Linked DNA regions of Homo sapiens: region 1 is linked to region 2. Evidence: chromatin loops called from intact Hi-C (ENCODE). Cell type or tissue: mammary epithelial cell. All regions are shown on one strand. Links, peaks and the distances in the headings refer to the core of each region. The heading gives the core; the rest is flanking DNA.

Region 1 (5,387 bases), core at 214-5,213, 400 kb after region 2:
ATCTGAGAATCTAATACATAATGGAAAAGCAAGCAAATTTGTCGCAACAATTATTTTGTGTACAAAAGAATTAGAGAATCAGTTTCACAATTATTTACTTGGATTCAAGTCTACCTTCTGCAAGTTAACAACAACGGAGGCTCACACTTGTAATCCCAGCACTTTGGGAGGCTGAGGCATGTGGATCACCTGAGGTCAGGAGTTCAAGACCAGCCTGGCCAACATGGTGAAACTCTGTCTCTACTAAAAACACAAAGATTAGTCAGATGTGTTGGCAGGTGCCTGTAATCCCAGCTACTCGGGAGGCTGAGGCAGGAGAATCAGATCGCTTGAACCTGGGGGGTGGAGGTTTCAGTGAGCCGAGATCATGCTAGTATCAGTAATAATCACTATTGTACTACTAGTCATTTATCCCTTGTCCTTATTCTGCTACTCTCTTCCCCCTGCTACTGGCACTATCACTTTCTTTTAATGTGAGTGAGGAATTTTTTTTTGAGAATAAGATAAGAGTACACAGAATTACCTTTTAAGCTAGAATATTAATGAAGAGCCTCCACCTTTACAATACAACTTTAGCTTTCCAGCTTGTTCAACTGACTGCCCAAACTTAAACATTTACATTTAAACAAGTACACAGAGTATCTGTTCTCTAGGACTTTGCTAGAGAATATAATCTTGATGTGTTGGAAAATCAATCACTATTAAATGAAGACTGATATCTTAAATGGCTGGCACATGTTAGCTAATTTAAAGTATTAAAAATAATGACTGAAATAATCATAATATCAACAATATTTTTGGATCACTGGCTGTGTGTCAGAGACAACTTAAGTGTTTTATCTGTGGTAACTACTTTTTTTCCACACAGCACAATATGAAGTTGTGATTATTATTATAAAAGTAGTCATGATTGCTTAAACTCATGTAAAAGTTCCTAAATGATCTTTACATTTTACAAACTTGCCTTTTTGCAATATTATACATTGGGAATATTGGGATTTTTTAAAAGGAAATCTGATCATATCTCTTCATTTCTTAACTCTTTTCACTCTTTTCAGTAGCTCTCCATTGTCCCTATGGGTATATCAAATTACATATATATATATATATATATTTTTTTTTTTTGAGACAGATTCTCACTCTGTTGCCCAGGCTGGAGTGCAATAGCGTGATCTCGGCTCTCTGCAACCTCTGCCTCCGGGGTTCAAGTGATTCTCCTGCCTCAGCTTCCCAAGTAGCTGCTATTACAGTCACCTGCCAACATGCCTGGCTAACTTTTGTATTTTTAGTAGAGACGGGGTTTCACCATGCTGGCCACTCTGGTCTCCAACTCCTGACCTCAGGTGATCCACCTGCCTTGGCCTCCCAAAGTGCTGGGATTACAGGTGTAAGCCACCACGCCCGGCCCATCATTGACTTTTACTCAACCTTTTCCTGTAAATTAAATTTGGAGTTCCTGGGAACTGCCCTTATTGCTTTTCTACTTTTCTGCCTTAATGCAAGCCTTTACTTTTTTTTTTTTTGTTTATTTGTTTGTTTTTGAGACAGAGTCTCGCTCTGTCGCACAGGCTAGAGTTCAGTGGTGTGGTCTCAGCTCACTGCAGCCTCTGCTCCCAGACTCAAGCAAGCCTCCTGCCTCAGCCTCTTAAGTAGCTACGACTATGAGACTACAGGCACACACCAGCATGCCTGGCTATTATTTTATTTTTTATTTTTGTTAGAGATGAGGTTTTACCACGTTTCCCAGGCTGGTCTCAAACTCCTGAGCCCAAGCAATCATGCCTTCTCTGCCTCCCAAAGTGCAGGGATTATAGGTGTGAGCCACCTTGCCTGGCCTCTGGTTTTCTTTTTGGGTGTTTATCAACCCCTCATCGTTTCACCTATCTCTGCACATTATTGAGTACTCACTTTAATTGTCAATGAGTTTGGGATCTCTTCTGCATATTTCTTTATCATTGTGGTCTTTCCTTATAACACTTTTTAGACTTTTCTTTTTCACTTGTTTTTATTCTATCTTTCAAAGTACAATGTAAGGCATGAGGGAGCAGAAACTGTGCTACCTTTATTCTCTGAAAATCCAGCACTTACCTGTGGTTTGTATTAATCACTCTACAAATATTTTTTGAAGAAATGAATCATACTATCTTTTGGGTGGCACAATGAAGGCCTTACTTTAACCAACCCTGTTTTCAAAATCTCCCTAGTAAACCTCTTTGGTCTTTAATGATAATAACATTCACATACTTGTGATACTACAGAAATATATGATTTTCTAATGGCAAGTCCTTGTTTTTGACCTCCCATATTCCCCTCACTCTGAGTTAAACACTCTGAAAGAAACATATCCAGCCATTCCTTCTGAAAATGTCAAGCAAACAAATGAAACAAGAATACATTTACCTTAGGCAGGGGTTTGGCTGGTTTACAGTGAAGTCCTCCAACAAAATCAACATTTGGTAAGAATGGGCGAGGAAATTCAAAATCCCAATAGGTTCGAATGAGCCACATTTCAGCTTTCCCCATTGTCTCAAATAATGTAGTGGGTCTTCCTGATGGAAAAAAACAAAACAAAACAAAAGGTAGCTAACACGAGAATTGTTATTTGAATATGCAGGTATTTTCCTGAAAGGACTTGGAATAACATACCCAAACATATATAAAATGTCTGTGCATTGATAAAATATATATAAATACATTTATATATAGTCATAATTTAGATTTTATTTATTGCATATGTTGCTCATATGTATATATAAGGAAGGCAATGTATTCAGAGATCTGTAAGAAGAAATCACATCTTTAATGTAACATCAGTATATTCACAATCATAAATAATTATTAAAATAAGTCACTAATATGGTTTGACTGTCCCCACCCAAATCTCCTCTCATCTTGAATTATAATCCCCATAATCCCCATGTGTCCAGGGAGGGACCCAGTGGCAGGTGATTGGATCATGGTGTGGATTCCTCCATGCTGTTCTCATGATATTGAGTGAGCTCTCATGAGATCTGATAGTTTTATAAGTGTCTAGTATTTCCCCTGCTTGCACTTCTCTCTCCTGCCACTAAGTGAGAAGATCCAAGCTTGCTTCCCCTTAGCCTTTCACCATGATTCTAAGTTTCTTGAGGCATCCCAGTCATGTAGAACTGAGTCTATTAAACTTCTTTTCTTTATAAATTACCCAGTCTCAGGTATTTCTTTACAGCAGTGTGAGAATGGACTAATGTAGCCACTATGAACTTAAATACACATTTGTCTTCCCTCTGAAGCTGCAATAGTAACAAATATACCTTTAAACAACTCTTTCAGTTCCACAATTAATTCATCTTACCTTACCCATGAAAACAGCTTTCCAGGAAGTACTCTAGTGTCTACAGTTTATTAAGCTAGTCCCTTGATCCTTGGTTCTCAAAGTAAACCATGAGTTTTTTGAGCTCAACACTGAAATCTTTACACCTACTACTGTCTTGGTTCATCTTAAGATCTTAATATAATTAGATTTTTAAAATAAATATATTTACAAATGAGAATTAAAACATTTTCAGAATTTATTGACATAGAGATATGTGCTCTCCCTTAATTTGGCCCCTATTTTCTTTGATGGAGAGATGCAGTTTAATAAAATATAGATTAAAACTTAGATGTTCACTTTCAACAAGATTTCAGTTTTTGAAAGAAATAATTGTCAACCTGTTATTGAAGGAATGTATAAACATTAGAAATCTCAAGTTTTAGGCTTCTGTTTCTGGAGTAGAGCCACTATATTACTCAACTGTGAAGGAATCCTTCTTACATGAAAAACAAAATTTAATTTCTAAATGAGGAAACTGAGGAACTCAAAGAGAAACAAATTCCTCAATCCTGCATTGATAATTTTTCTAGAAATATGTGTAAATACTAAATTTATGTGTCTGCCTTCATGAAGATGTTTCTTGAGGTATCTATTGACTTTTTTTAAAGATGAAAAAATGTATAGCAAAATGATATGTGATAGTTTAAAGAAATCATTAGTGCTTTACAATGAAGGTTTATGACTCTCTGGGTGTCCTGTAGTAGTGATGGCCCCAGGGTTCTAACTGATTCTATAAGGTCAACATTCTATAATATTTTTGAGACTGATAGATCATCTTACATTTGCAATTCATAATTTCCCTTAAAAACACTATCTTCTGACATTATATTTATATAAGCTCACCTTCAAAGGCACAGAAAAGTTAGAACTTAATAAGCACCAGTTAGACACATGACTTACCTAGAACTTCACTATAAAACTGGTCCCACTTCTTCAGATCATAAATTTGAAACCAAAAGTCAAAATAAAGCATATGTATCATATTTTTTATCCTCTCCATGAAAATCATTTGATCACTTAATTCTGACATAACAACAGGTACATAGGAAGGAGGGAACAGAAATCCTCCACCATTCTTCTCAAATGTGTAGCCAACAGAGAATCGAAGACTGTACAGAAAGGGTATGTTAAATAGTTCAGCCAGTAGCTCACCACAGGGATTAAGGGCATCTGCCAGAATGACATCAAACTTTGACTCTTGTAGTTTCATCATAAGTTTCTTATTCAAAACTGCATCTTTACAGAGCTTGTTACTGTAGTCATAATATTCCCAACACAATTCTTGTAATTGTGAAAAATATGACCAAAATGTATTTTTTGAAACACCATATATCCATCTATCGAGAATTTTCAGAAGAGAATCTTCCAAATAATTTTTAGTTAAAGATGTAGGATAAACTTCTAATTTAATAGCAGATGATTTACTGGCATTGACAAGAGTAGAAGCCGAAGATGTCAACACAGTCACCTCATGACCCCTCTGAACAAGCTCTTCCAGGATTGTCTTCATATTTATCCAATGGCTGTATTCTGTGGGCCACACTAGCACCTTTCCACAGCTTCCAGAGCTAAAGTAACAACTGAGCTGTATCAGCAGAAAGACTGACGTCCATTTCAGAGACATCCTGGTCTTATGCAATGCTTCTTTTCCAGTTGTTGTTTCTTTCTGTCATTTCTCATACTTATATCTGAGGAAAAATCAATCAAGTTAAAATATAACTGCTAAAATTTGAAGTAAATACATAATACTAACAGTCTGAATAGGTGCATGCCAAGGAGACCAACAAAAGATTGATGACCTCATATTTATTTTAGTGTGTTTGGTGTTCTTTTATGTTTACAATTACTCTAGTCAAGCAATAATTTTTATGACCTAGAATATGTAAGTAACCTGTCTTATGTAATTATTTTATAATACTGTTAAGAACAGTGGCAAGTGAGAGGCTCCTGCCTGTTCGGTGCCCTTGACATAGAGAGAAGAAGTAATTATACAACTCAAACGGCATTTTTTAATATCGTGGTGCAAGTAATG
Region 2 (5,387 bases), core at 97-5,096:
TATCACAAGAACAGCATGGGGAAACTGCCCCCATTATCCAATCACCTCCCACCAGGTTCCTCCCTCGACATGTGGGGATTACAAGTTAAGATGAGATTTGGATGGGGACACAGAGCCAAACCATATCATTCTGCCCCTGTTCCCCTGACCAAATCTCATGTCCTCACATTTCAAAACCAATCATGCCTTCCCAAAAGTCTCCCATGTCTTAGTTCATTCTAGCATTAACTCGAAAGTCCAAGTCCAAAGTCTCATCTGAGACAAGGCAAGCCCCTTTCACCTATAATCCTATAAAATCAAAAGCAAGTTAGTTACTTGTAAGACACAATGGGGATACAGGCATTGGGTAAATGTTCCCATTCCAAATGGGATAAATTGGTCAAAACAAAGAGGCCACAGGCCCCACGCTAGTCTGAAACCCAACTCTGCACTAATTAAATCTTAAAGCTCCAAAATCTCCTTTGACTCCATATTTCATATTCAGGGCACACTGGTGCAAGGGGTGAGCTCCCATGGCCTTGAGTGGCTCTGCAGGGTACAGCTCCTGTGCCTGCTTTCACAGGCTGGTGTTGAGTGCCTGTGGTTTTTCCAGATGCACAATGCAAGCTGTCAGTGGATCTACCATTCTGGGGTCTAGAGGACAGTGGCCTTCTTCTCACACCTCCACTAGACAGTGCCCCAGTGGGGACCCTGTGTGAGGGTTCCAATCCCATGTTTCCCCTCTGCATTGTATTAGTAGAGGTTCTCTATGAGGCCTCCACCACTGCAACGGACTTATGCATGGACATCCAGGTGTTTTCATGCATCTTCTGAAATCTAGGTGGAGGTTCCCAAACCTCAACTCTTGTCTTCTGTGCACTCAAAGGCCCAACATCACATGGAAGCCACCAAGGCTTGGGACCTGCACACTCTGAAGCAATGGCCCAAGCTGTACATGGCTGGAGCAGCTGACATGCAGGGTGCCATGTCCCAAGGCTGCACAGAGCAGGGGGACCCTGAGCCCAGTTCACATGAAACCATTTTTCCTTCCTAGGCCTCCAGGCCTATGATGGAAGGGGCTGCTGTGAAGATCTTTCACATGCCCTGGAGATATTTTCCTCATTGTCTTGGCTCTTAACATTCAACTCCTTGTTACTTATGCAAATGTCTTCAGCCAGCTTGAATTCCTTCCCAGAAAATGGGTTTTTCTTAGCTGCCTCTTGGTCAGGCTGCAAATTTTTCAAACCTTTATGCTCTGCTTCCCTTTTAAACATAAGAAGTTCCAATTTCAAACCATCTCTTTGTGAACTCGCATGACTGAACACTTTCAGAATCAACCAGGCCACATCTTGAATGCTTTGCTGTTTGGAAGTTTCTTCTGCCAGATACCCTAAATCATCTCTCTCAAGTTCAAAGTTCCACAGATCTCCAGGGCAGGGGCAAAATGCCACCTGTCTCTTTGCTAAAAAAAAAGCATGTGTGACCTGTGCTCCAGTTCCCAATAAGTTTGCCATCTCCATCTGAGACCACCTCAGCCTTGGCTTTATTATCCATATCACTATCAACATTTTGGTTAAAACCATTCAACAAGTCTCAAGGAAGTTCCAGACTTTCTCACATCTTCCTGTCTTCTTCTGGCCCCTCCAAACTGTTCCAATCTCTCCCCATTACCCAGTTCCAAAGTTGCTTCCACATTTTCAAATATCTTTATAGCATTACCCCACTCTTGGTACCAATTCTCTGTATTCATCCATTTTCACACTGATATAAAGAACTACCCAAGATAAAGAAAAGAGGTTTAATTGACTCACAGTTCTTTCTGGCTGGTGTGGCCTGAGGAAACTACAATCCTGGTGGAAGGGAAGCAAAACATGTCTTACATGGTGTCAGGAGAGACAGAGCACGCAGGGGAAACCCACTTTTAAACCATGAGATCTTGTGAGAACGCTCTCACAATCATGAGAACAGCATAGGGGAAACTGCCCCCATGATCCAATCACCTCCCACCAGATCTTCCCACATCATGGGATTACAATTAGAGACGAGATTTGGGTAGGGACACAGAGCCTAACTATATCATTCTGCCCCCGTGCCCTCCCAAATCTCATGTCCTTTTCACATTTCAAAACCAATCATGCCTTCCCAGCAGTCCCCCCAATGTCTTAACATATTCCATCATTAACTGAAAAGTCCAAATCCATAAGTAAAGTCATGTGAACTAAAAGTCTACAGTTTTTATTTTTCTGATAAAATATTTTATTTAAACTCATTATTTTTAAACCAATTAATCAATATACTATCATCTTTAGTAAAGGATGCACCTTGAGAAAATATTAGAGGATGTGTTACATTCGTTACAAATTTCTCATTGTTGATTAAAATGTCAGCATTGCTCTCATTATGAAATTTGGGAAAGAAAGGGAACATTTTTTAACCCAAACTAAGTAACTAATAGTCAGTTTTAAAAGCTTAGTTATTTGGATTATTTCATTACTCAAAAACTGGCTCACTGACGATTCAGGACTTTTTGCTCTTACCACTTACATTTTAGTCATTACCCCACATGTCCACTAGATGGTGTGTAAGGACAGAAAAAAATAAATTAAAAAATCAAAGAACTTAGAGGGAGATGACCACAGTGTTTAAGTGAAGAGCTGAGAATTTTCTTTGGATTTTATCCCTAGTAATTCCAGTTACTCTAAAACAAGTGAGAAAGATCCATACTAAAGAAAACCTTTTTAATGTCATCCTGGCCAACATGGTGAAACCCCGTCTCTGCTAAAAACACACAAATTAGCTGTAGTCCTAGCTACTAAGGATGAGGCGGTAGAATCTGAACCCGGGAGGCGGAGGTTTCAGTGAGCCGAGATCGCGACACTGCACTCCAGCCTGGCGACAGAGCGAGACTCCGTCTCAAAAAAAAAAAGAAGAAAGAAAAAAAATTTATTTATGGCATTTGCCTACCAAAATTACTTTTTGAAAAGGTTTTCAAGTCATTGAACATAAATGTCTTTTCGGTCAGAGGCGTGCATAGAAATAGAGATGGGAAGGCAAAAGGAAGCAATACTAGCAACCACTGAAAAAACTCTTGTGGGCAGACAGGGAAGAAAATGTGGGCTGCTGTTTTGACTAGCAGCCATCTACAGAGGAATGTTACTGCTCTTTGAGAAATAGTCCCTCCTAGGTCATGGCTCATTGATGGCTGTGTCTGCCTAAAATGACAGAACTGTAAGGAACAGCTAGCTGTCAGTCATTCTACTCTTTGGAACTACCAGGATTCAGCTTCCACAAAATAGAGGTAGAAACAATGTAGGTGGTATTTGCTTGATATATTTATGCTGCTATGCTTTTGGATCCACATGTCACCTAACAAGAATTTTACTGACCTAATTGAGTTGACTCTGTAATTGATTTTTGCAAAACTCCCCCAAAAAGTAAAACAAACAAACCAAAATGTAGTATTTTATTTTCTTAGTTCTCCTGGGAATTCTAGAAACTTGTTTTTGCAGGAGTGGCATCTCCATATGCCCATACGGAATTTGTTCACCAAAGAAAGTTAAGGTTGACTATTGATATGTATTTGCATAGTACTTTACAAATGAGTGGAGGCGAAAAGGGAAGATACAAACACTTTGGTGCTGTACTAACTGGGTACTAAGGTCACTGAAATTACTCAGCCTCAGGAATCTAAGGAGCTCATTATGAATAACAAAAGAAACTTCTATCACTCAGAAAATTCCAAGGGTTTTAGGAGTTTTGTGCCTGGAACCAGATTGCCAAACATATTTCTTATTCTAACACAGCCATATTAAACTAGAATTTTTCAGTGTATCAGAGATTTATCAACAGAGAACAAAACTGAGCTTACATTGTCAGCCGTGGTGGTAATCTCATTTCAAAGCTATGTATACTTTTGAATGATATAGATATGAATATAGCAAAATTCTGATTTACAAGAATCTCAATACATTTGCTCAGAGCTGTGCTAGGCTGTAATAGTTCTTTTTCACAACTACCATTGTAGGTGAATGCCAGATATATGACAGTCACCTTCATACTAGTAAGTTTTCTCTATGAAAAAATTTCAAAGAATTTTGTGTCAGTAAAGGGTTGTGACTTGAGAAATAAAAATAAAATTCTAAGCCCCCACAACTGACTGAATGGATTTCCTCTTGACAAAGGGAACCACAGAGAAAACCTGCATTCACAACCATAATGGGACGGGAGATCAGTCATGCCTCATCATAACCCTTCCCTTGCTAACTGTCATTAGGTTTTCTTCCCTAAGTAGTCCCAATAAACTTGGTAGTCCCAAAAGTGGGATCTTTCCTTGTTTGGTATTGCAGAGCCAATACACAAAACCAAACATGAGCATCGAGTGGAGCAAAGAAAGGAGAAACAGGAACATGGCTCACAGATCAACTTCTCACCTAGTGAGAGGTGAGGAGTTAAAATGTAGAGTCTCTTTAAGGAAAGGCTTGGACATTAAAAGGGAGGGGAGGAATATTCATATCCTTTCTGGAAATGGGCAGTGATATCAGAACCAGAGTCCAACCTTGTTCTTGTTCTTTTATGGTTTCTTCTGGTCATTGTCATGGCGACTGTTAACTATCATGACCCGGCTGGAAGTGTCACTTAGCATGAAAATTGGATTATAATGAAGTCTGAGATATATTTACGGCCACTCAGTCAGCCATCTTGATTCTAACTGGTTTTTGACCAATTCTCCTGAGGAGGAACTTCTGTCTGCATGCCTTCCTGTTTCTAAAAATAAGGAAAGTTACAGTGAGGTAGAAGTTCAGCTATGTCACACAGGCATTATACTAGGTAATAAATTAACTAAACAGAAATCAGCCTCTTCAAAAGACTGCTAAATTGTCTTCCATGTATAGAACAAAGGTAAGATGAGATTAATAATTCCTTCACCTTCCCCTGAGACATCTGCTCCCTCTATTCTCTTTTTTCCTCAAATGTTCACCTATCTTATGTAAACTGTTCATTTACTGGGCACTAAATAATGTCTCACAAGTATGTAATCATTTGTCTCACTGCCACTGTCACGCGCATCCGTGTGAAGACACCACTAAACAGGCTTTGTGCGAGCAACAAGGCTGTTTATTTCACCTGGGTGCAGGTGGGCTGAGTCCGAAAAAGGAGTCAGTGAAGGGAGATAGGGCTGGGGCCGTTTTACAGGATTTGGGTAGGTAGTGGAAAATTACAGTCAAAGGGGGTTGTTCTCTGGTGGGCAGAGGCGGGGGTCACAAGGTGCTCAGTGGGGGAGCTTCTGAGCCAGGAGAAGGAATTTCACAAGGTAATGTCATCAGCTAAGGCAGGAACCGGCCATTTTCACTACTTTTGTGATTCTTCAGTTACTTCAGGCCATCTGGATGTATACGTGCGGGCTTGGG

What was found. Hi-C counts contacts between places; a loop is a spot of excess contacts. Peaks named below come from ENCODE experiments on the same cell type or tissue, not always from the same donor. Only the 100,000 strongest peaks of a DNase experiment are listed, where the experiment ranks them.
Region 1: a loop joins it to region 2, with 8 times the contacts of the local background. A loop is called at or near these places in 2 of 110 quality-filtered maps.

The regions. Positions count from the first base shown.
Region 1 is chr4:68,665,640-68,671,026 of GRCh38, forward strand. It overlaps UGT2B15 (UDP glucuronosyltransferase family 2 member B15), which reads right to left and starts at 5,013. Exons shown (of 6, transcript NM_001076.4): 1 at 4,256-5,013; 2 at 2,401-2,549. The coding sequence starts at 4,979. In mammary epithelial cell, for the core only: no CTCF peak of the experiment used is centred there; a DNase peak (open chromatin) is centred at 2,102; H3K27ac peaks cover 234 bases.
Region 2 is chr4:68,269,424-68,274,810 of GRCh38, forward strand. No RefSeq gene overlaps it. Among named protein-coding and RNA genes, the nearest start is that of TMPRSS11B, 26 kb to the left of the region's middle. RefSeq lists enhancers at 2,597-3,172, 3,173-3,747. In mammary epithelial cell, for the core only: a CTCF peak has its summit at 2,544; no DNase peak of the experiment used is centred there; H3K4me3 peaks cover 414 bases.